Linked DNA regions of Mus musculus: regions 1, 2, 3 and 4 are each linked to region 5. A link is a loop called in an ENCODE intact Hi-C map of the cell type or tissue named here. Cell type or tissue: heart. All regions are shown on one strand.

Region 1 (5,000 bases), 92 kb after region 5:
TCACTACTTACCTCCACACCAGATTGGCAACCCTGGCCGGATGTCATTTCCAGTCATGAAGTGTCATTCCCCACAGTTGTACTCCGGAGCATACCATGTCTTGTTTACAGTGACTGGGATATTTGTTTGTAGTGTCTCCCTTTTGCTTCCTGCACCAACTTGAATTTACAAAAGATCCACTTCAGTTGTCATGCTCCCTAGGCGCATCCAGTGCATACAGTGACAGTCTGCCTTTCTGCTGTGGAAATACCCAAAGTCCGTCGCCTGTCACTGTGTGTTCTCTCCAAAATTAAGGTCATTCTTCATTGCCCCTGGGTGCCAGCCAGCTGAGCTGTACCCTGGCCTTGGATCTGTCCCATCCCGACTTGTTCCGGTACCTCCTGGTGGTGGAACACTCACTGTCCTGAAGCCACCTGTCATTTTCCCAGCGAGAAATAATCTTCCCTTCACTAGAGCCACACACTGCTCCGAGGGGGAACATTTAGGACTCATCACATTGTACCTCGAGCGTCTGCCACTGTCCACTTCAGGAGGGTGGGGTAGCCTCTGCTTACTTCTGGCACCTTCTGCCGTGCCAGGAACATGGGACTCATTCCAGCATGGATTCCATGAGTAACTGGATCACTTTTAGTCCATCGCAGCAGTTGTACAGAGTTAGCCTCCTGAGCTCTTGGAAGCTCCGGCGAGCATGTGCAAAAGGTCTACTGTGAGGAAGCAAAATCCAGTGACCTAGTTACAGCCTGTTCCCTGCACTCGTGCCTCTGAGGCAGCCCCAGCTTCAGCTTGAAGAGAGATGCTGTCTCTTCAAGGTGCTGGTTGTTGGCATATCTTCCTATGGGGCCACCACCTTCTTCTTTTCTTTTAAATATGATAACAATGAAATGTCATGTAGAAAATCCAATAATTGCTGACTAGAAATCAAAAAGAAAACAAAACTCACCGTGAGCACTTCTAGTTAGAGCTATGAAGCCTGCGCTTGTTTGATCGATGTAGCATTGTAGGGGTATCCTGTGCTGGTGTGTGTCAGTAATAACTGGTAGAGATGGTCGCTGGTTCTATAGGTAGACTGTTTTCATTCTCAGCACAAAAACTGAGCTACAACACATACTGTCACCATTGCTCTGGTGCCAAAGTGGATTTCGTGGTGGCATAGTGATTAAATATCTAGTATTTCAAAGGGCTTGGGTGTCCTTTTTGTGCCTGAGCTGTGCCCCAGCAGCAGCTATATGAAGAAAGCTACAGAACAATGAAATCAACGCGACTGGAGTTCAACACACCGTTTCTGTAGCATTTGGTGTGTAACCTTATGACGGGCAGGGTGTGGCCGACAGTGGGTGCTGGGAAGGCATGCTCTACCCTCTTTTTCTGTTTGGGATCCTAAGAGATTCCAAGGGCTTTTGTTCCTTTGAGGGAAGGTTCTGGAAGACTACAGCTGTCCCTATATTATCCTCATTTATAGTAATGGATCTTAGCTGAGCCAAGCTACAAATGGCAGGAGAGATTTCAAAGAGCATTGCCTAGTGGGGCTGCAGCTCAGTGGCAGAGCCTCTTTAGACCTTGGAGTCAATTCCAAGCACCGGAAAAGAAGAGAAAGAAAGGATACCGCCTTCCAGTGTGCCATGTTTAGCCTAGAGGTGTCTGGGATGGACAGTAAGACTTGGAGCATAGATGCCCTGCCACACCCTGAGGGCAAACGTGTGCTTTTTCCTCTGGAGTCTTTTGTTTTCTTCTAGTTTGCATTTTATTTTGTTCTCTTTTATTTCTAGATGGTCTTATCACTTGAATGATTTCTAAGCACTATAGTGAATTTGAAGCAGGGCAGGAAAATACAAAGTAGAAAATAAAATTTACCCCTGAATACATTCTGCTTTAATGATCGTTGTTAAATTTTTGGAAAAAAGTTTTCTAGCACCCTCGCCCCCCCCCCATTCCTTCCTACTCTCTCTCTTCCCCAGTGTGTCTAAATGTGCACGTGTGCACGTGCTCACATGTATGGCTATGTTTACAGTTTATTTATGTGAGGCATAAATAACCACAGTTTTCAATGCCATGAACTTTTTTACTAAAATGATATGTCTTGTACATTGTTTTTCTTTAAAAACAAAAGATAATTTTGCGTATGACTGTTTTGCTTCCATGTTTGCCTGTGTGCTGCTGTGTATTTGGTGCCTGCAGAAGCCAGAAGAGGGCGCTAGATCCCCTGAAATTGTAGTTACAGATGGTTGTGAGCTGTCAGGTTGATGCTGGGAATCAAACTCAGGTTCTCTGGAAGAGCAGCCAGTGCTTTTAACTACTGAGCCATGTGTCCAGCCTCTAGAAACCCTTAAAAAAAAAAAAACCTGAGCAGCAGCTGCTACACATTTGCATTTAACATTGCATATTCAAGTGTAGAGAGATTATGATGCGAAACTGTGGTCCTAAGGAAGAAAAGTTGCTCTTGCAGGGGTAAGGTAGAGGCGCGGTTGGTGAGGTGTGGCCAGCCATCCAAGGTCCTCTTCTTGGCAGTATGGAGAGAGAGGTCCTAACGTACAGTCAGGCAGGGCATGAGAGAAGGAAGATTTGGGGATGTCTGCAGTGAGACTGGGTCAAGAATGAAGAAATGATTCTAAGAATTAGTGATGAGCTGGGAGAAGGACTTAGGAGTTCAAGTAATCACTTGTTGGATAGGCTGAAATGAGGGTACCGGTCTCAGAACTAGATGACTCCAGGAGCAGCTCTAATGGGTACTCAGTGGCCCTTGTGTCATAGAAGATCATATATACATCATGAATATTCTTTTTGAGAATTTCTTGCACATATATAATACTCTTACCCTCTGTCCTCCCATCTCCTTCCCACTCTTGCCTTCCTGCTGCCCTCTCTCCTTCTCCTTACAAGCCCCTCCCTGCTTAGACAGGGGCTTACCCACGTGGGTGTTCAATTCCTGTTCTAAAGTGATCCTCCTGCCTCAGTCCTGTCATTACTCCTTTGACTTTTACCTGTTACCATGCCTGGCACTTGAAAAAAAATAGGGCTTCTCTCCCTCCCTGTTCGTATGTGTGTGTGTGAGTGTGTATATGTATGTATGTATGTATATGTGTATTATTTGTGTATGTATGTGTTTATAATTCATCCATCCATCTGTTTGTCTGCCTTATTTCATCTTTTTAATGGCTACTATTTTACCCCAGATTTAGGATATAGTTTTCTTAAGGTCTGGTAATATTTAAAATCCTTTATAGATTCATGACAAACCAATAGTTTGGTTGCAGTTGAATATTATGTAGAGTTGCCACCGAAATGATTCCTCTTCATTTAGGAAATGCCAATTAATATTAGAAGCTGGCAGGTACTGCACTGTGTGCTGAGACCAAAAAAGTGTGCTGTCTGTTTGTTCTGCTGTCTGTTTGTCCTGCCCTCTTGAGGCTCCTAAGCAAGGGAAGCACATACACTAAGGACAAAGGGGCCGGTGTGCTACATTGTTAAAGAATCCCAAACTAAAGAGACATGTGTACACACACAGACACACAACCTCTCACATACTTACTACACACACTCACATACACACATAGTCACACACTTATATACACTCATATACACATGTGTATTCACTTATACACATGCACATGCACTCAAACACACCAACACACTGAGATACACATATGCTCACCCATTCATATGCACATATGTCCCCACACTCACATACACACATCCCACACACTCACAAATACATGTCCACATAGTTATATGCACACACACACACACACACACACATACACTCACACATTCATATACAGTAGGCTCACACATTCAAATGCACACGCTCTCACACTCAGATACATACACTCACACATACTCATACACTCACACACACACACACACATGACCCCCACACACATACACACACACTCACACATACATATACTCACACACCCTCACACACACTCTCACCCACACACTCTCTCACATGGATGCACTCACACACTCTCACAAACACTCACAAACTCACGCACACATACACATGCACACACGTACACATACACTTATACTCATATACACATATACTCAGACACACTCAAAGACACATGCTCACACACTCAGACACATATGTTCACACACACACACACACACACACACACTCATATTCACAAACTCATAGACACGGTCACACGCTCAGACATGCATACACTCAAATATACAAACACACACATGCTCACACACTCACTCACATATACTTACACACACACTCAAACACATCTTCTCACTCTTAGAAACACATTTGCTCACATACACACACTCACAGACGTATAGTCTCACACACATGCTCATGCATTCAGACATACATATCCACACACATACATACACTCATGCACACACTCACACGTACACGCTTAGATACACATATGCACACACATTCTCACACAGTCACACACTCATACACATCTTGTCACACTCACACGGTCTACACAGGCAGGGAAGATTGTGCTGGGTGCGAGTCAGCCGCATTTCATAAATAAGAAGGCTGAGCTCTAGCTTACAGCAAAGGCCACATTAAAACCGGAAGTGGCAGCTGGGCTCCGTTCCAGACCCACTCAGTCCCCATTCTCCAGTGACACCTCCTTACTAGGTCATAGAAGCAGTGGCAGAGGGGGTTCTCAGAGTGCAGGCTATTTCTCTATGTCCTTTAGCTGAGCTATTTTTGTGACTATTCAGTACATGTACAATGCTGCCTCTCGAGTGTTCTGGCCAGACTGAGAGTGCATTCACTCCTGGCTGAAGCCTTGCTGTTCCCCCATGGCAGATTCCATGGAATCCTTGGCCCGGAAACCAGATGGGAACAAACTATTCAAAAAAAAAAAAAAATCCAATTTCTGAGTCTGAGTGTACACAGAAAAAAATTAGCACATGTGCTGTTGGACTAAGTGCATAACAGTGCACGGGTGTTTTCTGCCTGTGGGAGGTGAGGGGGTGGTGCTGGGGTCTGTTTACCGTTTAGGCTGCAACCCCCCACCAGTTAGCTT
Region 2 (5,000 bases), 670 kb after region 5:
GTTTACATTTGCTTGAGTCGCTGTGGTATGCTCAGGAGTACGCATGCACTCCATTTCCACATTGAACGGCGTTATAAAGGATGACACGTGCGAGTACACATCAACCTTGAACATTAAGATGCTGTGGAAGAGCCAGCAACCCACTGTCGGCCCTGGCACATCAGCTCTGGCCTCAGAAAAGCCCTCCTCCACTCCACTCCATATTCAACATAGGCAGCTGCTCAGCTGGAACAGGAAGCTGGCCTCCAAATATTGCCTTTTCATTCTCAGTGGGACCCATGGGGGTCCTCCTGGCTTCTTGGAACTTTTGGACTCCTGGTTTCCACTTTTCAGTCTGTTGTCTTTTGACTTTTGCCCCATCTCTGAATCTGGCAATCTTGCAGTCTGGTGAGCATGCCCTTTCCATTCCGAGGTGGGTTTAGCTGCATTTTATTTTATTTTATTTTATCTTATTTTTACTGGGAATTTTTGTCAACTCGAAGTGTCTAGATCTTGGTAGTTCCTCTAGGATGTGCTGTGTTCTTTTTACCATGACCACACATATTCCTGAGCCAATGACCCACCTATAGGTATGTGCTTGGGCTTCTTGATGCTTCATGACACTTAGTGTTTTGTGATAGTCAAAGCAGACACCAGTTTCCCTTGGTATTAGATATTTATGTGCTCCTAGCATGTCTTTGCTTACTTATCCTCCTCTTGAAGGCCTGGACACGATCCACTTTCATTCGTCAAGTTTGATCATGCAGAGTTAATACATAATATTTACCAAATCAGTGCCCTAACAACGGAGTTACTAATGCTGGCTGTGAGCTGTCTTAGAGAGCACCGCAAGTTGTTCATGTATAGTATTCAAATTTAATCTTGGGAGAATTCCATTCTAAAAATGAGGAAAACATAGAGTGGCTATTTAGTGTGTGTGCACTTTCAGATAGGCATTATTCTAGGAAATCCCTATATATGTTCAGTTTTCATTCTACGGAGCACTTTACTGTGTGCCAGGCATATATTTTATCCCTTTACATTTAAACTCATTTTACCCACATAATTATAAAGCATGCACTATTGTTACCCTCTTGTATTTGATAAAATTGAAATTCATGGAACTTAAAAAATATATCCAAGTCAAAAAATAGAATTCAGATTCCCAATTCAGTAGTCTGGTTGAAGAGACATTCATTCCTTTCTGGTCACTGGGCTCCTTCCCCAGTCAGCCCTGCAGCACAGCCTCTATAAGCCGTGGTTATGTCCATTTTCACAGAGAACAAAGTAGACACCCACACAGATTAAATACCTGTACTGCAGCCCAGAGCTGAACCTCGACTGTGCTTTGAACATTCATCTGTTTTCAGAGACACGTGACAATTTTCAGCTTAGGTACATATGATATTGTCCAGCCATATGAGAGTTTTACTGTGCTCGGAGGGTTGGCCTGAACACAATGTATGTTGGGGAGGGTGGATACTTATAAATCCTAAGATGCAGAACTTCCTTTCAAGAGGCAAGTAAAAAGCTATTAAAATAATCTCTACCCCCCAATTTCTGTTTCTTTCAGCACGGTATTTCGACGGTGGTTCTTTAACCATTCACACTGAACGAGGAAAATGTTAAGTTTAAAATGGTCAGCAAAGGTGAGGTGGAACTTGTGGGCCTAGGTGGTGAGACGGACAGCCTTTCTATTTAAGGCCAGATGCACTGGCTGGGTTTAGAGATGTTTAGAGAAAAATAACAGTTCTCTACACCCAGATTCATAAGTGTGGACAAAACTGGTATGGTGATGTGGGGACCAGAGAGCAAATAATCAGATTGCTCACAGCAATATTTCTCTGTGACTGAGTGGGCTTGTGGTCGGATCTAAGAAAGAAGTAAGTGTGTTGACCTCAACTCAGGATGCAGACAGGCCCACTTTGGGCTCTCTCCATACAGACTCACCATCAGATGACCATGAGCCAGTCATTTCCTCCCTCCAAGACTCTTCAAGGACTCCATCAAATGGGCATGAGGCTCCATTGTGCTTATGCAGACTGCAGTTGGTCATCAAGGTCATGGAAAGTCTTGGCTAGCTGTGAGTGTGAACCCGAGGTGGGTGTAAGACGCTGACAGGGAAGGAAGTTTTGCCCCCTCTGTAGTTCCTCACAGGGCATTGTGCTGACAGAGCCGTAACAGATTGACTCATACAGAACACTAGGGAAAATGGGCATGATTGCCAGTTCCTAGGCCTGGAACTGGCTTCAGCTGGTTTACTGGTGGGATTCAGGGATGGGAGGTGCAACGGGTAGGTGCCACACTCAGGAAAGAGGGGTATTCTAGAAGGAGGGGTGTTCTTCCGTGCCAGAGGTTCAGGATGGGAGACGTTAAGCTCCAGTCTGGGCAGGCAGAGGAAGGGGCTGGCAGGACCCCATGCTTCTCTTTAGCTTCACACTGACTTCCCGCTCTCACAGACACGTCTCAAAACTCTGTCTCAGCCTCCGTTTCTCCAGCTGTAAATTGCAAAGACCCTACTTTTCAACATTTTGAGAAAGGCCTAGTACCCTCTCTCATCTACTCTGCGAGACTACTAAGGAGTGGTGAAGTTGTTCCAATAGTCGCTTGGTTTCTGCCCTGAGCTCAAGTTCTTTTAAGCCAGTTCTGGAATCCTTTGGGTGGTGGAGCGCACAAGGATTCCTGTGTGTCAGTAAGTGAGCGTACGTGACAGAGGGCTTTTAAATGAATCACTTTGTATATAGCAGGGCCGCACCTGCTCCTCAGACTCTGAAGGCAGTGCGAGCAACAAGATCATTCAAAAGCGCCGCTTTCCATTCAGGTCTATAATTAGCCAGCAGGCTGTTCACCCCTGGAGCTGCTGGGACGGGCCTGGGGCAGCCTGGAGGGGCGGAGCCGAGCCCCTAGGCCCGCCCCTTGGATTCCTCCTCCCGCTGTCCTGTCGGGTCTCCGGTTGTTCTCCCCACCCCCATCTGCGTTCTGGACCGTGCCGGGCTCTACGGGGCAGGATTCCTGGAGGACAGGGCCTGTCCACCCTCCTTTCGGGCTCCCTCTCCAGCTAAGAAGCCCCTCGAGGGATGCGACTCCCCTGGAGCAGCTGTATTTAGAGTGGCATCCTCTTCCCCGCCAGCCGGCTTCTGCGTCCCGCTCTCGGGGCTACCGCCCGCTCACCCCGCCCAGCTCTCCGGGCCCCTCCCAGCCGCCTCTCCCTCTTTGTCGCATTACATAGTAATCTGAGATGCATTGGATGGGCTCCAGGGAACAGAATGTACTTGGCAGAGGCGCGGGGCTTGATGTCTGCAAAATGTCGGAAACTCAGCCAAGAGCTGCTAACTGGGTCATTAACCTCCAAAAGCGAAGCGAGGGCTGTAGGCCCTCTCTGCCTCCCTTCATCTCGCCAATAAAAGTGCCTCAGTGTGAAGGAAAGAAAAAGCCCAAGGTTGGCTGCTTTGATTTCTAGGCACTGAAGGCAGACCGGTCTCCTCCCCCTGCCCGCGCCCCAGCTCCTCCCGGCTGCCTTTCTGTTCGGAACCAAGAGTTTACAAGTGGCCTTTCAAAGGCCCAGCAGCCCTGCAGGGCCAAGCTGCAGCATCTGTGAAGATGTTACCCTCCGCCCTTCCCAACCGCACAGCCTCAGACCCATTTTCTCCCCCCTGGGTTGCGAGGGAGGGGTAAGTTTGGAGGTGGGGCGAAGAAGAAAGTTCTAGTTTAGTCCTTCGGCACTATTCTGCTCCTCCCCCTTTCTGCTTGCTACTCCTCTTCCTTCTACCCTTCCCCTCCTTCCTGCTGGAAAGCTTACGGTGCTCCATATACAAAGCCTGGCTGATGAGCTCCTGGCAGCAGCTGTCAATCCTTTCTCTGCCTGTTAACTGTTACCTGTTCTCAACCTACCTCACCAGTTGGTCTTAAGGACCAAAGGAGAAAGTCCCTCTTTGATCCTGTGACCTTCAGGTCTCTAAAAGCCTAAGGTCTCTAAAGTCCAAAGGAACTCCGGACTTGTAAGTCCTGGAAAGTAAGCAGAGAAAGAGTCTCCCAAAGGCGAAATATCAAAAAGGGAGAGCCACTAAAATCCACCCCCTTCAGATTTCTGGCCATGTTGGACTGCCAAAAAGGTACTTCCTGTGATCATCCAAACCCATTTCTCCGTGGCTAGAGACTCAGGGAGAATTTGGTAGTGAAACCCGGAAGTGGTGTCTTCCTCAGATGAGAGTCCTTGATGGAGAGAGAAGACCACTTGCCCAGCAGAGACAAAGCAAACCCGGGGAGGGGAGAATTGACTTGGCGAATCATACTTAGAAACAGATGTCAGCTTGTCTACACAGTAGGCCAAACCCAGCCCGGGGTGCCCATGTCATTCTTGCCGCGGTCTATGGCAGGCATATCCGATTGACCCTGCCTTTCCCTGAGCATCCCACAGAGGCTAGTTTCTGGGCTTGATGACCTCTGCCTGACTTCCTACTGCCATGCCTCAGTTCCTCTGTAGCCATCAAATCTCAACTTGGGTGCCCCCACCTCTCTTGCTGCCTTCTTTCAGTTTTTCTGAGAGATTTACTAATGTCCTCCAGATAACCAGTCCCTTTGTGCCTGTGTTAAGTCTCTTGTATGGGATATAAGTTATTATATAGTTATTGCTCCATGGGTAGAACTCATTCCTTGTCAATATCAACACCGATGGCAAAGGCCACCCAGCACCCACCCTTCTTGATTTGCCTTCTCTTTGTTTAGGTAGGCCTTCTATCTATCTATCTATCTATCTATCTATCTATCTATCTATCTATCTATCTATCTATCTAATATTACATATATTTTATAATAATTACATATAATTTATAGACAGGGATTATCTGTGTAGCCCTGGCTGTCCTGGAACTCGCTCTGTAGACCAGGCTGGCTTTTGACTCAGGGATCTGCCTGCCTCTGCCATCTTAGTGACGGGATTAAAGGTGTGTGCCACCACAGCCTGGAGTCCTGAATAGCTTCCTTCATCACGCTAAAATGTCTGGCTTGGGTTGCATTTTATG
Region 3 (5,000 bases), 110 kb before region 5:
TGAGAGGAGGCTGCATCATAGTATCTTTCCCTTTCAAATATGGGGGGTAGAGGGGATACCTGTGAATACACAGAACAGCAGCCTGGGTTTCCAGTACCCCTTCTGAACTGTGTGAATTGCGTATAAAGAGCCTCATATTAAAAAGAGAAATGAATCAAAATTGTTCCCATCGTCTCCTGAGAGAAGTATAACCAGCTCTTCAGACATACCTCAAAGACCCAGCTTTGCTTCAAGTCCTGGGTTCTCAGTGGAAAACTAGAAAGGAAGGTCTCGAGTCCAGAGCCTGCCCTGACTGTTGAGACACAGAGAAGTCCACACCCCACGCCCCAGTTCTTCCTGTGTCCCTGATGCTATCTTGAGTTTCTGCATGACACCCAGAGTGAACTACAGTCACACCTTCTGTGTGCTCAAGAGCTTCCTGGGGCTCCCGGTTATCTCCAGAGTCTCTTCGCTGCCATTCAGGCCTCCTGAGATATCCTGCTTGCCTATTTTTCAACTGTAAGCCCTTCCTTCCCTCTTGTATCTAACCTGCCTATCTCCCCGTAGGCACCGTCAGAGCCCAAAATTCCCTTCAACTGAGTCTTGCCCAAGTTGGTTTCTTCCTCTAGAAACTACATTCACTCTTTCCACTCTCTCAAAAGGACACTTTAGAAATCTTACCTTTTGTTTCACCCCAAACATAATCTTGTCTATAGCACCTATACTCACAGATTCTTCTGAACATCTAGTGTGCCAGCAATTTTTACGTCAACGTGACACAAGCCAGAGTAATTTGGGAAGATGGAGGGAACCTCAACAGAGAAAATGCTTCTATCAGATTATCCTGTGGGCAAGCTTATGGGACATTTTCTTGGTTGATGATGAATGTGGGAAGGGCCCAGCTCACTGTGGTGGTAACCCTGGAGCTGGTGGTCCCAAGTCTATAAGAATATAGGTTTCACAAACTATGGGAAGCAAGCAGCATTCCTCCAAGGATTAGCTCCTGCCTCTAGGTTCCTGCCTCAAGTTCTTGCCCTGACTTCCTTGAGTGATAAACTCTGATCTAGAAGTATGAGATAAAGTAAATCCTTTCTCCCCAAATTGACTTTGGTCAATGGTGTTTTAAAACAGCAACAGAAACCCTGACTAAGACTTTAGTGTGGTCAAGAGGACTTTTCCACTTCAAAACCCTGTGTTTTCACTAGGGTTTGAAGTCTTATCGGTGTGTCTCCTGTATGCTTCTCATAGCTTTGCTCTGTACACAATGACTGGCACTCTGGGTGAGGGGAAGAGGGGTGATCTTTAGATACTAGACAGTCTTCTTGAAGGCCAGAGAGCATGGTCACAGACGCACATGCTGGCTGTTGGCTGTGGTGCCCTAATAAGGAGGCTGGGAAGGGAATCGGAGCATTAGGAAGAGAGTGGGATATTTCAAAGTCTCTTAGCTCCAGGATTTCATGGGTCTCTGCCTGTCTGAACGATCAAAGCAAAAGGCCACATTAAACATCTTTTCTGCTTCAACACCCCTGGCAAGTTCAATATCAAGTTGAGTGAGGTCTTCTTGGGCTTCCCTTGCCTGGCTGCAGAAAAGGCCTCTTTCCAGGGGCTGAGTAATGCTTACTGTTGTTTCCCAACAAGAGTCAGTTCTGTGTCTGGGGAGTCTGTGTTTTTCCTCTATACACTTCTGACTCTCGAAGGCCCACCGGCCTGCCTGGCCCAGGTGAGGCAGCTGAGGAAAATCACCTTCTCCTGTGGGTTCCAAAGCCTCCTGCTTTCCTGTGGGAGATGGAAAAAGGTAGATTCACTCGGGGCATAAGGCTCCATCCTGCCGCATCTCAGCCTCCTGCCCTTCTGCACCAGACTAAGCCAGGTGCTAATTCTTGTGTTCACAGAGAGACAAGGTGCTGGAGAGGCCAGCAGGTCAACGAGGGATCCCTTTACTTGTGCATCCATCAGGGAAAAGATAGAGTTTGATTTCAATCCGTTTTCTGGGTAATTCAGTGTCAAAAAGCAAGGAGGCCAGGGACCTTGCCAAGTCTTTGTTTTGTTTGTTTGTTTTATTCCTCTTTCCTCCAATCAGCGCTGGGCACTAAGGAGTGGGTGGGTATGGGGAATAGGGGCTGCAGCTCCCCAGGCTGAGAGGGAATGCTGAGCCTGCAGAAGTGGCCCATTGAGAGCTTTGGAGGGTGGCACCCCCAGCCTCCCGCCACAAGGGCAGCTCTGTCCTGAAAGCCTAGGGCTCTATCCCAGTCCCACTGGCTGAGAAGGAACAACATTTCCTTATAAGGCCCCTGCTGCCTTGCCAAGGCTGGACGGCTCCAAGAGACTGTAGCTTTCCATTCTCCTCCATCGGCTCCAGTGCAGGCCTTGAATGTAGCCCTTGTTGTTAGGCCCCTCCTCTGCTTCACAGCCCCCACCCCACCCACTTCCACTCTCTGCCAGAGCCAGCCCCACTGGCTCAGGAAAAACAGCTTGGAGGCCTCTCCCACGCAAGGAAGGCGGTGGCTCAGGCCTGCTGGAGGCAGCACAGGGTAGCAAAAAACAGCTTCTATGCTGAGCTCCCGACTGCCCTGGGGTTACCTTACATACAAGCGTGACTTTAGCAAAGGTCCTGACTTCTAGAGCCTACTTCCTCTCCTGGAAAATGAGTATCGAATGGCCTAGGGTCTTTTTTTTTTTTTGCACTGTATTCGAAACCAGTTAGCTCACAGCCTGGACATCACGACTTGATAAACTTGACGTTTATTACCCAAAAGACCTGATTCCTCCACAGCCTCTATCCTCTTAGGTTTGTGCTTCCGGTGCGTGATTTATCCACTTACGCGTCAGAGTGGCCTCTACTCCATGGAGGTTTCTCTCTCCTCCTCATGGGGGACAGGGGTGGGTCCTTTCGCTTTGTCTTCCCAATATTTGCAGGTACCCCCTTGCAGTTTTTCATAGTACTTCATTAAAGGCCCGTATCTGAATGCCCAACATACCAAAAGACACAGTGGTTGTGCAAATATTTTGTAAAATATTACGTTTTGTGCACCAGTGGGCAGCATCATGAAGGACACTTTCATATAACATGATGTGCTGGGATGCTCTCACCTCAGATTCTCACGACCTTTGTCCCATCTCACCAGTTCCGTATTCTGAAATGTAGAGTGACTGCAAACTCCAGGGAAAGGGCAACCTGTATCTCTTGAAGGCTGGAAGGCACCTAGCCCCTCATTTACACCGTGGAGCCCAAGGTTGTCATATGATAGCACAGCATATCGATAAAGGGTTTCTAAGTTGCCTGCCCCACTTCTGTATACACACACTAGGTTACCACAGCACTCACAGAAAAAAACAAGAAGATCTAGTTAGTGGCTTTAGAAGTTTCGGCACACTAATTAATGCCATCACAAATTTGTCATTTAAGAACATTGAACACCCTCCCCCTTTGGAAAAGTGCTTTACTCATGGGTCAGCTACAGTTTGAGACCTTCTCTGGGGTTCCTGACCCTGCATCCATTCTGCATCTATGATAATGGATGAACCTACATATCTTGTCAAGAGATGGATTCTTACTGCTCAGGGATGCTGTGAGTTCCAAATAAGGAACTTCAGTTTAACAGTACAAATCTTTCTAAAATAGGATTCTGCAAGTCACAGGTCAGTGATTTGCAAGCACTGCACAGTTAGCTGCTGTGCACAGCCCATTCTTACTCTTCACATCCCAGAAACTATTTTAAAGGCAAAAGTCTTCTCTCCTGATAAAATACCCTATCCTTCATCCATACACTCATTACATGGTGGTGGTGTTTGTAGAATAGTCTCTGGTTGATCATGAACTATATTCTAATACCACTATCCACAGAGCCAAGGGAAGATAAATCTACCGTGGGTTCTAACATCAGAATGTAGTTGCTTGAATGTCAAGAAGACATTTCTTATGGGGACTGTGCACTGGAAATGCCTCAAAGCAGACTGCAGGAAATAAGAGATATAGGGGATGCTAAGCAAGGAAATGTAAGACTAAGCTTTAGTCTCATTACTGATGCTTAGGTGGGGAGCCTAAACCAAGTCAATCATCTGAAAGGAACTTGTTTTCTCAGCTGGATAAGGTTAATGACGATACCTCCATCATTTACCTCCAAAGGTAGTGAGTTAAGTCAACGCTGGTCCTGGCTAAGGAAGTGCAAACAAGACCTAATTACATTAATAGATGGTGTGGCTCCCTCTGGGCTTGTTCTCTTGACTACAGAAAAAAAAAAAAACACGAAATGCTTTCTTCTCTAGGTTCCGGTAATGTTCACACCCCATCTCTGTCATAGCCACTGGCACTAAGCCATTACTGATAACTTTCCAGGAAATCAAGAAGGATGGGGGTGAGGACTGGCTCCTGCTGAGGAATTACTTCATGGGAGAGAAGAGAAGAGAAGAGAAGAGAAGAGAAGAGAAGAGGAGAGGAGAGGAGAGGAGAGGAGAGGAGAGGAGAGGAGAGGAGAGGAGAGGAGAGGAGAGGAGAGGAGAGGAGAGGAGAGGAGAGGAGAGGAGAGGAGAGGAGAGGAGAAGAGAAGGGAACCATCCTCTCACTATGGTCCCCTCTCCTTCCTTCCCAGGTACAAAGACAAGGACTTTGGCAGCTGGTCGGGTTCTGAGTGGATTGGGAAGTCATTTCTCTTCTATGGACCATCATTTCTCAAAAAGTAAAGTAAAGATAAAAAATAAAAACCAAAATAATAAAATGAAGAATCCAGACAAAACAATATTTCCATTTAGGACAACTGAGTAATCTATTGTCATTGCAGAAACACCCTTGTGAACACAAAATTATATTATTAGTAATCACACCAAAATGGTTCTCTCTAGGGCCGTCACAAGAAAATGAGTCCACACATTATACTGATCACTGTTTCAGCCTGCACTGTCATAACAGCAAAATGACCTCAAAAAAAGAAAATCTCAGTTCCATCAGTGTCCCCTTAGCTACTTTTAATGACTATTGATTGTCTGAACACTGTTCTTCATCATTAAGTACAAAGTCTAACTTT
Region 4 (5,000 bases), 670 kb after region 5:
GTAGTAGTGTTTATGGTCTGCTTGAGTGGGAGAATGAAGCCGAGGAGGTGAGAAGCCCAAACTCAAGATGTGGCACCTGGGACAGGAACAGGAGGCAGGCAGAGTGTGGAGGGCTTGAGTACTAGGTTGGGCCAGCAAGCTATTCCTGAGGGCTATGGGATGCTAATGCTTGTCATTGAGCTGGGCCTCGGCAGGATGTGAAGAGCGTTTCAGTGAGCTTTTTGGCTGTTGGATGGAGGGCAGCAACCTACTGCAGCCACTTTGATCCATTTGAGCTTTGCTTTTCCTCTTTTTGGAAATGAATGATAGCTCCTTGGTAGTCCGGCCATGCTGTTTTCGTGCAGTAAAGACCCCAGGGAAACAGTGCATGTGTGCATGTGTGCATGTGTCCTTGAATAGAAGAGGTAGGAAGGAGGTAACCGACTTGTTAGGCACAAAACCAACTCCAGAACTTTGTTATCTGGGGAGGAAGCCTAACCCAGCCCAACATCTTAGCCAGGTCTAGTCGAAAAGAACCCCTGGGTGTCTAGAGCACAGAGATCTTTATCTAGGACACAGCATAGTAGATCTGCAGTTTAGGGCCTGGCCACTGACCTCTGTCTAGACTTGTCTGCCATCTACTTCTTAGTCCATCTGAGACACTTGCATTTGAGAAGACAGCTATGCCTCCATTCTACGCAGTTATTCCTTAGCACTGTATCCTGCATTAGAGTCCCAGGAATCTTTATAGTTGGGTGGCTAGAGAGCTTCAGAGCTGAAACTTGAAAGTCCAGTTTGGTGTTTCCTAAGGCTTGCTGTGAGACCCTACAAAGGACGTTACTGTAATGGTGCTATCAAAGTTACCTAAGGACCTTTAGGCAAAGATTCATGTAAAAATGTCTCGGGAAGGTTCAACTTGCACTGAGCCCTTGGGTTTGAGGATGTATACTTGTATACCTGCTTTATAGTTGGTATCAAAACAGCTCTCAATTTAGATACTATTGTTTCAAGGAGGCTTACATACACAAGCAAGTGAAGGAATAGAGATCAGCTGGACCCAAGGAAATGTAGCAAGTGAAGAACTCTGTGAGCTTAAGAGTATTGAACTGACTGAAAGCAACCTGAGTCCTCAGTGGAAAGAGAAGGTCCGTAGATTCCTATTTCACAGCTCGACAGTGGATACTAGCTTCCAGTGAAATCATTAACTTATTTATCCTGTATTTGACGGGCTGTTTTTTAGAGATGAAACCAAGGTTCACCAGGAAAAGCCTACCTAAACAGTGTCATTTAGGTCCTGGGGATTGTGAGTAAGGTGGTGACCGGGTACAAGGTACATTTTTAGCCTATGTTGCAGGTTCATCCTACTGATTACTGTATGACCTTGATGCCTGTGGCTGGTGTGTACTGAACCATTATGTGTAGGATTTAGGCTCTGAAGTGTCTCCTGGTTCCTTCATTCTGCTCTTGGAAATGTCAACACTGCTGCGGATTGACTGGTGACACTCAGTCATTCTATCTTGGAGTCTACATACAAGCTAAGAAATGACAGTTCCCACCCTTACACTGGTGAGGACCAAAGGGTGGAAAGACATTGAAGTGGGATGCGTCGAAGTTCCAGATGAAAGCTGTCATCCCTAAGTTCATGTTTAACCACATAATGATGTCTGGCCACACCCTTACTCCTCATCTTATGGCGTTCCAAAGGAAATTTTGGATTTCAATTCTAACAAGTTAGTCTCCAATGCAGAACATGAAATATGAATTGTATCTCATGGATTCTACAGTTCAGTTCTCTTAGACAAGGACAATGAGACTTTACAAAGCTTACCCACTGGACCTGACCAAAGAAACAGGCAGGAAATCTTAGAGTCAGGACCACATCCCAGATGCCCACTGGTCCTTGGTGTTCCTTTTGATTTGTAAGCTATGTGTTGGAGTTTGGTCTCTAGGTTCCAATGGATAACTTTTGCTAGGTTAAAGAGTATCAAGATTGTTCTTGGCCTCTGACAGTTTTATGGATCTGCACTATCTATTTCTGGTCCAGTGTTGATTCTGTGCTATTGTTTGAGCTCTGTCCATAATATCTGCCACTGCCTTTAAGAGAGAGAGAAAAAATGTTCTCTTGTGCCTCACAAGACAGGGAGAGATAGACAGGGTCAGCTTGAGCAGATTGGCTGTCTCTGACACACACACCTGCCTTGGCTGATATTTGCTTGATATTTGCCATCCTCAGCTGCTTTCCTGTGCAGTTAGCTACCTTGTACTTCTGAATCTATAGCTTAAAAACAAACAAACAATTAGTTCTTCCACCCCCTCCTACTGAATGTAGCACTAAAACATCTGCATAGATAGAATTTTGTGAAAATGAGCAGAAAATTTGAGGCAATTCAAGGAGGACCAATAAGCTCTCCTTTAAGTCACCATGAAACCCAGATAACACAGTCGCCCTCTTCTAAAGGAAACTGTCCTTGTCCTCCCAGAGTTTTCCATGGCCATGCCCAAATCTTCTCCAAGAGCGCCCTCTGCTGGATGACATCAGGACCCCGACAGCCTCAGCCATCTTGGAAGTAGAGCCAACTGGAGTTTTGAGAGAATAAAAAGGAAGGTTGGAGAGAAAGGGGGTTGGTGTTTTGGGTGGGGAAGGGAAGATATTTGAGGGGAGGGAGAGAGGGGGAGGGGAGATTACCACACTGGGAAGCTCCGAGGCACCTCTATTTGAACACCATCCTAAAATAAGATGTGTTCCATCCATGACGTCCTTATGCCGCTCTACTTCTATTTCAATGTATTAACTTAGTACTAAAAGATGATCACATGTTTTAAAAGAAAAGAAGCAGATGGGGAGACCCACAGGCAAACATCAGGCAGAGTTTGGGTGACTTGTGAAAGAATGGGGGATAGAACTGAACAAGCCGGAGAGATCAAGGACACCACAAGAAGACCTACAGAGTCAACTAACATGGGACCGTGGGGGCTCACAGAGCCTGGACCACCTACCAGGGAGCATGCAGGAGCTGGACCTAGACCTCCTACACTTTTGTAGCAAATGTGCAGCTTGGTCTTTATGTGTGTTCCCTAACCAATGGAGCTGGGTCTGTCTCTGTCTTTGTTCCCTGCCATTGCATCTCCTTCCCCCTACCTGGTCTCCCTGGTTGGGCCTCAGTGGGAAAGGATGTATTTAGTTCTGCTAGGACCAGAGGTTTCAGGATGTAGCAGTTACTAAGTGGGGGACTCCCTTTCAGGGACAATGGGGGATTTGTAAGGGTGGGGCTAGGAAGAGAGCAGGAAGGGAGGGCTGTAATTGAGATGTAAAATGGAAAAAAAAAAAAAGAAGAAGAAGGATCAAAGGAGAGGAAGAACCAAGAATCTCCCTTGATATTGATGATTCCTTGATGGATTACAAAAGATAATTTCATAAAATAGCTCAAGTTCTATTTGAGATTTTATTATTCTTTCAGGTAAGTTCTCCGTCAGCTAGTCATTCCTACCCAGGGATTGAACAGTTTTGGAATTCAAGGCATATTTGTAAGTTCAGTGACTCATTACTGTGCTTGCACTTCATTTAGTATATTTAATTAGCATATTTATTCCAAAGAAGACCATAACTTCAAAACACTTTTTTAGAAGAAGAAAATGCATTAGCAAACTTTAAAAGTATATTTGAATATCTAAGTCATATTTTAAATTAAGCATGTTTGGGTAAATAATCTCTCTCTCTCTCTCTCTCTCTCTCTCTCTCTTCCCCCCTCCCCACTTCTGTCTGTGTGTGTTTGTGTGTGATTTTAAACAAGAAGAAGGCCTCCTATAAATAGCCTTTTTAAGGCAAGCTCTTGTTGATAGATTGAATTTTGTCTTTAAGACCGATGTTAGTGTGAACTTATTCATTGGTAGGAGTTTGCTACGAAAATATAGAATTGGAGGGTTGATAATCTTTAAAGTGTCATGTTCAGTAGACCAAAAGAAGCAGTAGCTAGGAATGTCCTTGTGGGATGAGCATAGGGCTGAGCTAACTGTTAGAACTCTGACTTAAAAATGGAATAGTAACGTTCTATGAAACATTAGGGAAGACTCCCCCATCTCATTACTCAAGTGGTTAAAAATGAAACCTGAAACGAATAATGTCCCAAAGGCTCATGGTCAGTCCTAGGTGGAGCCCAGACTGGACCTTGGATCATCCAGAGTGCTTAGCAACATCCAAGCAGACCTTTGATGAACTGTTTTTCTTATCATGCCATGAAAGGGAATTACAGGCAAATGCTAAGATGTCCATGTCTGATTCCTACAAACTCCATATTGAAATAATCTTCTTCATTGCATTTGCAGGTGGTGCTGATGTGACTTAACGGAGTCCTCAGGGTGGAGACTATAGTTGCAGTGGTAGCTTCATGAGTAGAGGAAGAGAGATTTTAGCCTGGCAGTCTTTCTGTCACATCATGTGATGTGAAGTGCCATCGTGGGAACTCCATCAGTAAGAGGGTCCTCAGCACACAGGACCCTTTGACCTTTTGCACTTCTCTGCCTCCAGACAGTGAGAAATACACTAACTTCCTTTGCAAGTAACCTAGTTTGTGGAGATCAGTTAAAGGGATGAGAAACAGACTGGTAGCAAGAGACTGAAGAACGCCGCTGGAAACTGCTGCTGACATTGTCATAAAACATGGAAGAAATTCCTATTTGAGACTCTGTCCCAGCTCATTGTATCCTTAAGAGACCTAGAAATAAACCACTCAGCTCCTCCCCACGATGACCTCCACTCTGTTTACACAGGGGCTGGCCAGATGTTAGAAAAAGCAAGCAAACACTTGCAGCTGTTATCAGGGCGAGGGTGGAGCACACGAGGTTCCCAAGTTTTCATCCAACACATCAGAACATAGTTAATTTTTACTGCTTTTGGGTTAACTGTCTTCCTCGTCCTTAACTTTTAACACTTAGTATTGAAGCTTGTGTCGAGAGATGCAAAGGGATCCCTGAGCTAACTTTAGCCCATGGCCAAGGCAAGTTGTCCTCTATAACCTTGGGAG
Region 5 (5,000 bases):
GCTCACTATGGAAGCTCAGTGTACTGAAACACTAGTGTTAAGAACAAGCTGCTTAGCCCCTCTGGCTTTAGTTTCCCCACGCACAGCTACAGAAATCATGCCAGTCCCTCAGAGGGACTTGTGGGTTAAGTGAATTGCATAGGAAAAGTCCTTAGACCATTGCCTGGCACGGACTCCAGAAACAGGGCTGTCATGAGCTTCGGTGAGGCCTTCGGGTACAGGTCTGTGATAAATGTTATGGAGTTTCAGGATCCATCAGCCTGATTGTGGCAGACTTGCTGTTGGCCTTCACACCAACCTGGAGACTTTCTGAGGCCACAGGGCTGCACCCTTCACTCATCTGAAATTCTGTACCATCTTTGTCTCTGCAATAGTAAACCAGTATTTAGACTGTACCGTGCTTACAAAGTGAGCCGAGTTTCCAAGTCCAAACCTCTGCACACTGTGAAAGGACAGAAGAAAGCAGTACAACAAAGCAGGATGTGGCTTTTGCTTTGTGCTAGGACTCCTGATGGCTAAGCACATGGGTCCCCAGACATCCAGTCTATGACTTTGTCACTTACACTGCAGGTGAGGGCCCCATGTGCTGCAATGATCTCTTGTGATTATAACTTTCTATAATGCTCATGAGAACACCATGCCTACCTGAGTGATGCATCAGTACTTCAGGAGAAGCGATACAGTGATCTCCCCCAACACAGAGAACAGTTTCAACATAATTAGTAGCATTTCTGGATCAACACAGCACTCTTACAATGTGTATGATTGAGGAAATGAATGACTCTAATTATACCTTATTAAATTTTATTAATCCTCATTAGAACTCTATTATTCTTTATAAGTGGGTTACTGAGAAGGGAGTAAAGGAAGCAAGGGATGCTGGTCAAGTTCTGTTATACCTAAACGAGCAATGGATGACTTCCATTGCAGTAGCACAGAGGGCACGCATTGGCTGAAATGCTTAGGGTAGAGTGAATACACTGATCTCTTAAAAAGCCGGACCCCTGGGAGCCTGTTTCCCGTGGAACGCACAGGTACCCGTGTTCTCTCCTGCTGTAATCCTACTTTTGAGTGTGTGTAGCTGGAAAACTTGGGAGGGCAAAGGGGTTAAGCAGTTTGGCCCCAGAAGTGTTTGAATTTTGAAGACTGCCGGAGAAATGTTCAATACATGTTAAGTACAGGAGTACGTACTTTGACACTTAGTCCGAAAGGTTCATCAAAATATAACCGGAGAAGAGGCACGTTGGAGCGTCCCCACCCCTGAAGTCCCTGGTGTACTTTTTCTGTCTGCATGACTGAGTTAGGCTGTAGAAGGTGAGGGCCCACGGTGGTGGAAGGTGGCTTGAGAGTGGGAAGGTCAGGGGCATGCTCAGACAGCTGTGTTGTGCAGGTCATGTTATGGTATTTTCCTTAGATCCTACCCAACCCAATCAAAGACCAGAATGGGTGGTTGTGTTATTAGCATGGGTTGAAGTTGTTTGGGAGACTGGGGTAAAGCAAAGGATACAGGATAGAAACACCCACACCCCCACCCACACACCCACACCCAAATCTGTGTTTTTGGTTAGTTTGTGACAGTGTCTATGTAAACCTCTCTTGTGCCGGGATGAAAAGCGTTCACTACTGAGGGCCAGAGGGCTTCCAGTGTCTCCTAGCCGGAATCTTAACCTAGTAAAAGGGGTTCTCATCGTTGCTCACTTTTACAAATATCAAACACAAAATATCCAAACCCAACCTTCCAAGAACAGGCTTGTCTTTATTCAAACCAGTTCACCCAGTTCGTGTATTTTCTTTTTTTAAGCTGTAAGAACAGAGCAAGCTTTCTGGTTGGTTTTCCGGCAGGGCAGGGTTGGGAAGCAAAAGTTAAACTCCAAAGGTTCTTGTCTTTGAACAAAGGACAGGAAGTTGCCCTGAAGCACTCGATTGCCATTGTTTCTCAAGGCTTGTCAACCACAACCTTCCAGGAACTGGGGTTAGTCACTTCAGTGGGTCAAGTCATCTGCCTAGCTCTAACTTGGGTCTAAGCTCACAGTTAGAGGCCGGGTCGTGCCTGGAGGCGGAAACCCAGCTAAGAGTAGAATACTGGCTCCTCTCCACGGGGCAGGACTGGGTCAGGTCCCAGCTTCGGAGCTCTCCTGTGCGAAGGGAACTGAAGTTGCTCTCTACCATCCCGGACTTCTGAGTCCTGCTGGAGTCCTGGGCGGGGCTCCGACGAGGCTCTTAGGGTGGGGGGTGGGGTGTTCCATGGCAGGATCTCTTTGCTCAAGCTCAGCTTTCCAATCTGTCGTCTGCAGAACAGACCCGAGTTGTGCCGGTTTCTCGACTTCCTCCTGCATCTCCTTCCTCTTCCTCCAGTGGAGGCAGATCCCTCTTTTCCTTCCTCTTCCCATGCTCCCTGTACCCCCTCCTCCCCCCGCGTCCCCTCCTCCAGGAAGTGCATTGCCCAGGGTCACCCACCTCGAGCCGCCGCTGCCCCCCGCGCCCCCTCCCCGTCCGGCTAGTGCGGCGGCCCGCGGGCACACGCCTCCCCATACCTTACATGGACAAATGCGTGCAGGCAAAGTCAGGAATTCAGGCCCCTGACGTCAGCCTCCAGCGCTCAGGGCACCGCACGGGAGACCGCGGGGAGGGGGTGGGGAGGAAGGAGGGGGAGAGCACCAACCAGCAGCCACTCCCGGCCTGCTGCTGAAGTTTCACTTTTTGTCTGTGGGTTCGCTCCCGGGGCCCGCTCGAGCTTTCCCGGGATAAGTAGCGTTAGCGGCGGGGGAGAGCCGGCCGCTGCAAGGTAAGGGCCGGCAGCGGGGCCGGGCACCGGGGAGGACGCGGGCCGGGCGGAGCGGGCCGCTGCGGGCCGCGGGCCGGGCCGGGACAATGGGAGGGGGAGTGCCCGGCACCTCCTCCTCCGCCCGAGCCTCCGCCTCCAGCCGTCGCGGCCGCCGCTGCCCGGTCCACCTCCTCCCCCAGGTATCGTAGCGAAGGCTTCCTCCCGCAGCCTCGGCCCGCGGGCGCCGCTCGACCCCCCGACCCCCCGGGGGACGGGCCGCTGAGGGTGGTGGGGAGCGCGGGGCGCCCTGCTCCGCCCCGCCCGCCGCGGAAGTGCGGGTCCCCGGCCGGGAAGCGGGGGTGCACGCCGTGGGGGAGGGGCGGATGCGGGAGTCCCCAGCGCGCCCCCGGCCCGGGCCTTTCTGGGTGCCCAGGGGGCGGGGCCGCGCCCGGTGGCTTCGAGCTTTCGTGGAATCCCAGTTGTCACCGCGGAAAGGGCCTAGGGACCCAGTGACTCGGAGTCTTCCCATTTTACAGTCAGGGCAGGCGAGGCAAAGAGAGGCAGGCTTTCCTGGAAGTCATCCCTGGAAGGTGGAGCCAGGTTAAGATCGGTGGCTCCGGACCTCTGCTCCCCTGCTGCCTTTTTAAAATTTTTTAAAAAATTTATTAATTAATTTATCTTTTTGTAAGCGGTTGTGGAGTCTCCACTGCTTTTAAGCACTGTAGGTTACAGAGGCCAAACTTTGCCCTCTGGGAGCGCTCACTGGAACGCAGGAGCCTAACCTGACTCAAAGTAGGAAGGGCCAAATCCTGGAGAGAACGCAAAGATCAGGTTTTTTTATGGGAGTTCGCGGAAGGACTTTTCTTATTTTGGCCTCCATGGCCGGACCCGAAATCCCAGAGGGGCCTGTGATTGACTCCTTTGAAGGATAGGGAGTTTTCTTAAGTAAAAAAGGCGAGGCCTTTCGTGTCAGGGAGGCAGCTGCAGACCAGAGAAGGCTAAATAAGGGTGGGGAGTGGGCGTGGGTGGAATTGTGTTCGTGGCTTGGGGTGGGAGTATGACAGGAGACCGTGTCAGTGGAGTTGTGGCTTGGGTACTTGGACAGGGCAGTGTAAACTGTTTCTGGCCTTCTTTCTCTTTAGGAAGGGGGTCCACTGCTTCCCCTCCCCCACAAGGAAGGCCTGGCAAGAGCTCTCCGCGGATCCTTTCTGGGACTCTCCTGTTTCTATACACTCCCTTTGCAAACTTGCCTCTGCAGTAAAACTTTTTCTCAAAGATGTTAGTGACTTAATGGTTCACTGTTTTCACTATTCCCGGCACAAGCGAGTTTTCAGACAAGCTTTAGGGGAAGAGGGAAAGTGTACAGGGCTACTGTAGAGTGTGTCAACCTCTCCCAGCGGGACCCTTTCTCAGTTTTACAAACAGGAAGTAGACCCCGGTCCACAGAAGTTGAATTGCTAGCCCCATATTCACTGCTGGATTGAGGTGGGGTGGGGGATGTTGGTGCAGAAACCCAGTAAGAATCTTGCTTTCCCAGGAGTCTCCTGGTGTCCTTGCCAATGCCAAGGGGCACTTAAAGAGGAAACTGTGTATCTTGTATGTAATCTTTGGAAGGTAGCCTGTGGAATCCAGAATACAATCTATTGAGGATTAGCTATGTGAAGGGTAGGGGGACACACCCGGGTCCTGAGCTTGGGCAATGCCTTGTCTTGCCTATCTTGAACTCCCTCCTTCCTCTCTTTCCCAACACCACCTCCTGCAATTCCTTGTATGCAGCTCTGGCCTTGGAGTTGGGCATAGGCAGTGGGAGAGGAAGCCAAGTTCCTGACTTGGTTATTAGGCCTAGGACTGAGTAGCACCCTTTGTGGAGGGACAGTCTCTTGTGCGAGGAGGTGATTCCTCTGAGAAAGGTAGACATTTCCAGAGTGGGAGAAGAGACATGATTCTGAAAGGCTTTAGGAATGTCGGGCCATCTAGTTTGCATATGACTTTTGAGGGTTTTGAGCAGGCAGGAACATGATTTAGAGAGTTGGCATCGAGAAGCAGCCTCCTGCTGCCCGGTTTCAAGGAGAGGTGATAATTTGGCTTAAGAAAATGATCATGGGCTGTTGTTTCATTTGCTTGGCATGTGTTGCTGAAGACCTATTATGTACCACCACTGTCAAATATAAAAATTGTATGGCAGGTTCTTATTTTTATTGAGACCGATCTTATTAAATAAGTTCAAATACACCTT

Evidence for each region. Peaks named below come from ENCODE experiments on the same cell type or tissue, not always from the same donor. Only the 100,000 strongest peaks of a DNase experiment are listed, where the experiment ranks them.
Region 1: a loop joins it to region 5, with 2.5 times the contacts of the local background. A loop is called at or near these places in 8 of 42 quality-filtered maps.
Region 2: it touches region 5 in a loop (3-fold over the local background); 12 of 42 quality-filtered maps call a loop at or near these places.
Region 3: a loop joins it to region 5, with 2.0 times the contacts of the local background. A loop is called at or near these places in 3 of 42 quality-filtered maps.
Region 4: a loop joins it to region 5, with 7 times the contacts of the local background. A loop is called at or near these places in 12 of 42 quality-filtered maps.

Annotation. Positions count from the first base shown.
Region 1 is chr16:24,483,305-24,488,304 of GRCm38, forward strand. The region is part of intron 3 of Lpp (LIM domain containing preferred translocation partner in lipoma); the gene reads left to right. Among named protein-coding and RNA genes, the nearest start is that of Gm24440, 79 kb to the left of the region's middle. In heart, CTCF peaks have their summits at 381 (motif pointing left), 2,179 (motif pointing right) and 4,731; DNase peaks (open chromatin) are centred at 397, 537 and 4,657; H3K27ac peaks cover 1,304 bases.
Region 2 is chr16:25,056,154-25,061,153 of GRCm38, forward strand. It overlaps A230028O05Rik (RIKEN cDNA A230028O05 gene), which reads left to right and starts at 3,486. Exons shown (of 3, transcript NR_040374.1): 1 at 3,486-3,650. In heart, a CTCF peak has its summit at 2,801; DNase peaks (open chromatin) are centred at 2,198 and 3,198; H3K4me3 peaks cover 1,663 bases; H3K27ac peaks cover 2,613 bases.
Region 3 is chr16:24,280,128-24,285,127 of GRCm38, forward strand. All of the region lies in intron 2 of Gm38456 (a long non-coding RNA gene), which reads right to left. Among named protein-coding and RNA genes, the nearest start is that of Gm38456, 14 kb to the right of the region's middle. In heart, a CTCF peak has its summit at 2,479; DNase peaks (open chromatin) are centred at 1,624 and 2,354; H3K27ac peaks cover 1,120 bases.
Region 4 is chr16:25,062,254-25,067,253 of GRCm38, forward strand. A230028O05Rik (RIKEN cDNA A230028O05 gene) reads left to right here. Exons shown (of 3, transcript NR_040374.1): 2 at 2,460-2,584; 3 at 4,303-5,000. Among named protein-coding and RNA genes, the nearest start is that of A230028O05Rik, 5.1 kb to the left of the region's middle. In heart, a CTCF peak has its summit at 2,504 (motif pointing left); DNase peaks (open chromatin) are centred at 2,508 and 4,738; H3K27ac peaks cover 441 bases.
Region 5 is chr16:24,390,820-24,395,819 of GRCm38, forward strand. It overlaps Lpp (LIM domain containing preferred translocation partner in lipoma), which reads left to right and starts at 2,531. Exons shown (of 13, transcript NM_178665.5): 1 at 2,531-2,785. It overlaps Lppos (LIM domain containing preferred translocation partner in lipoma, opposite strand), which reads right to left and starts at 2,836. Exons shown (of 2, transcript NR_037954.1): 1 at 2,535-2,836; 2 at 1,737-2,288. In heart, no CTCF peak of the experiment used is centred here; DNase peaks (open chromatin) are centred at 2,412, 2,532, 2,822 and 3,772; H3K4me3 peaks cover 3,349 bases; H3K27ac peaks cover 3,928 bases.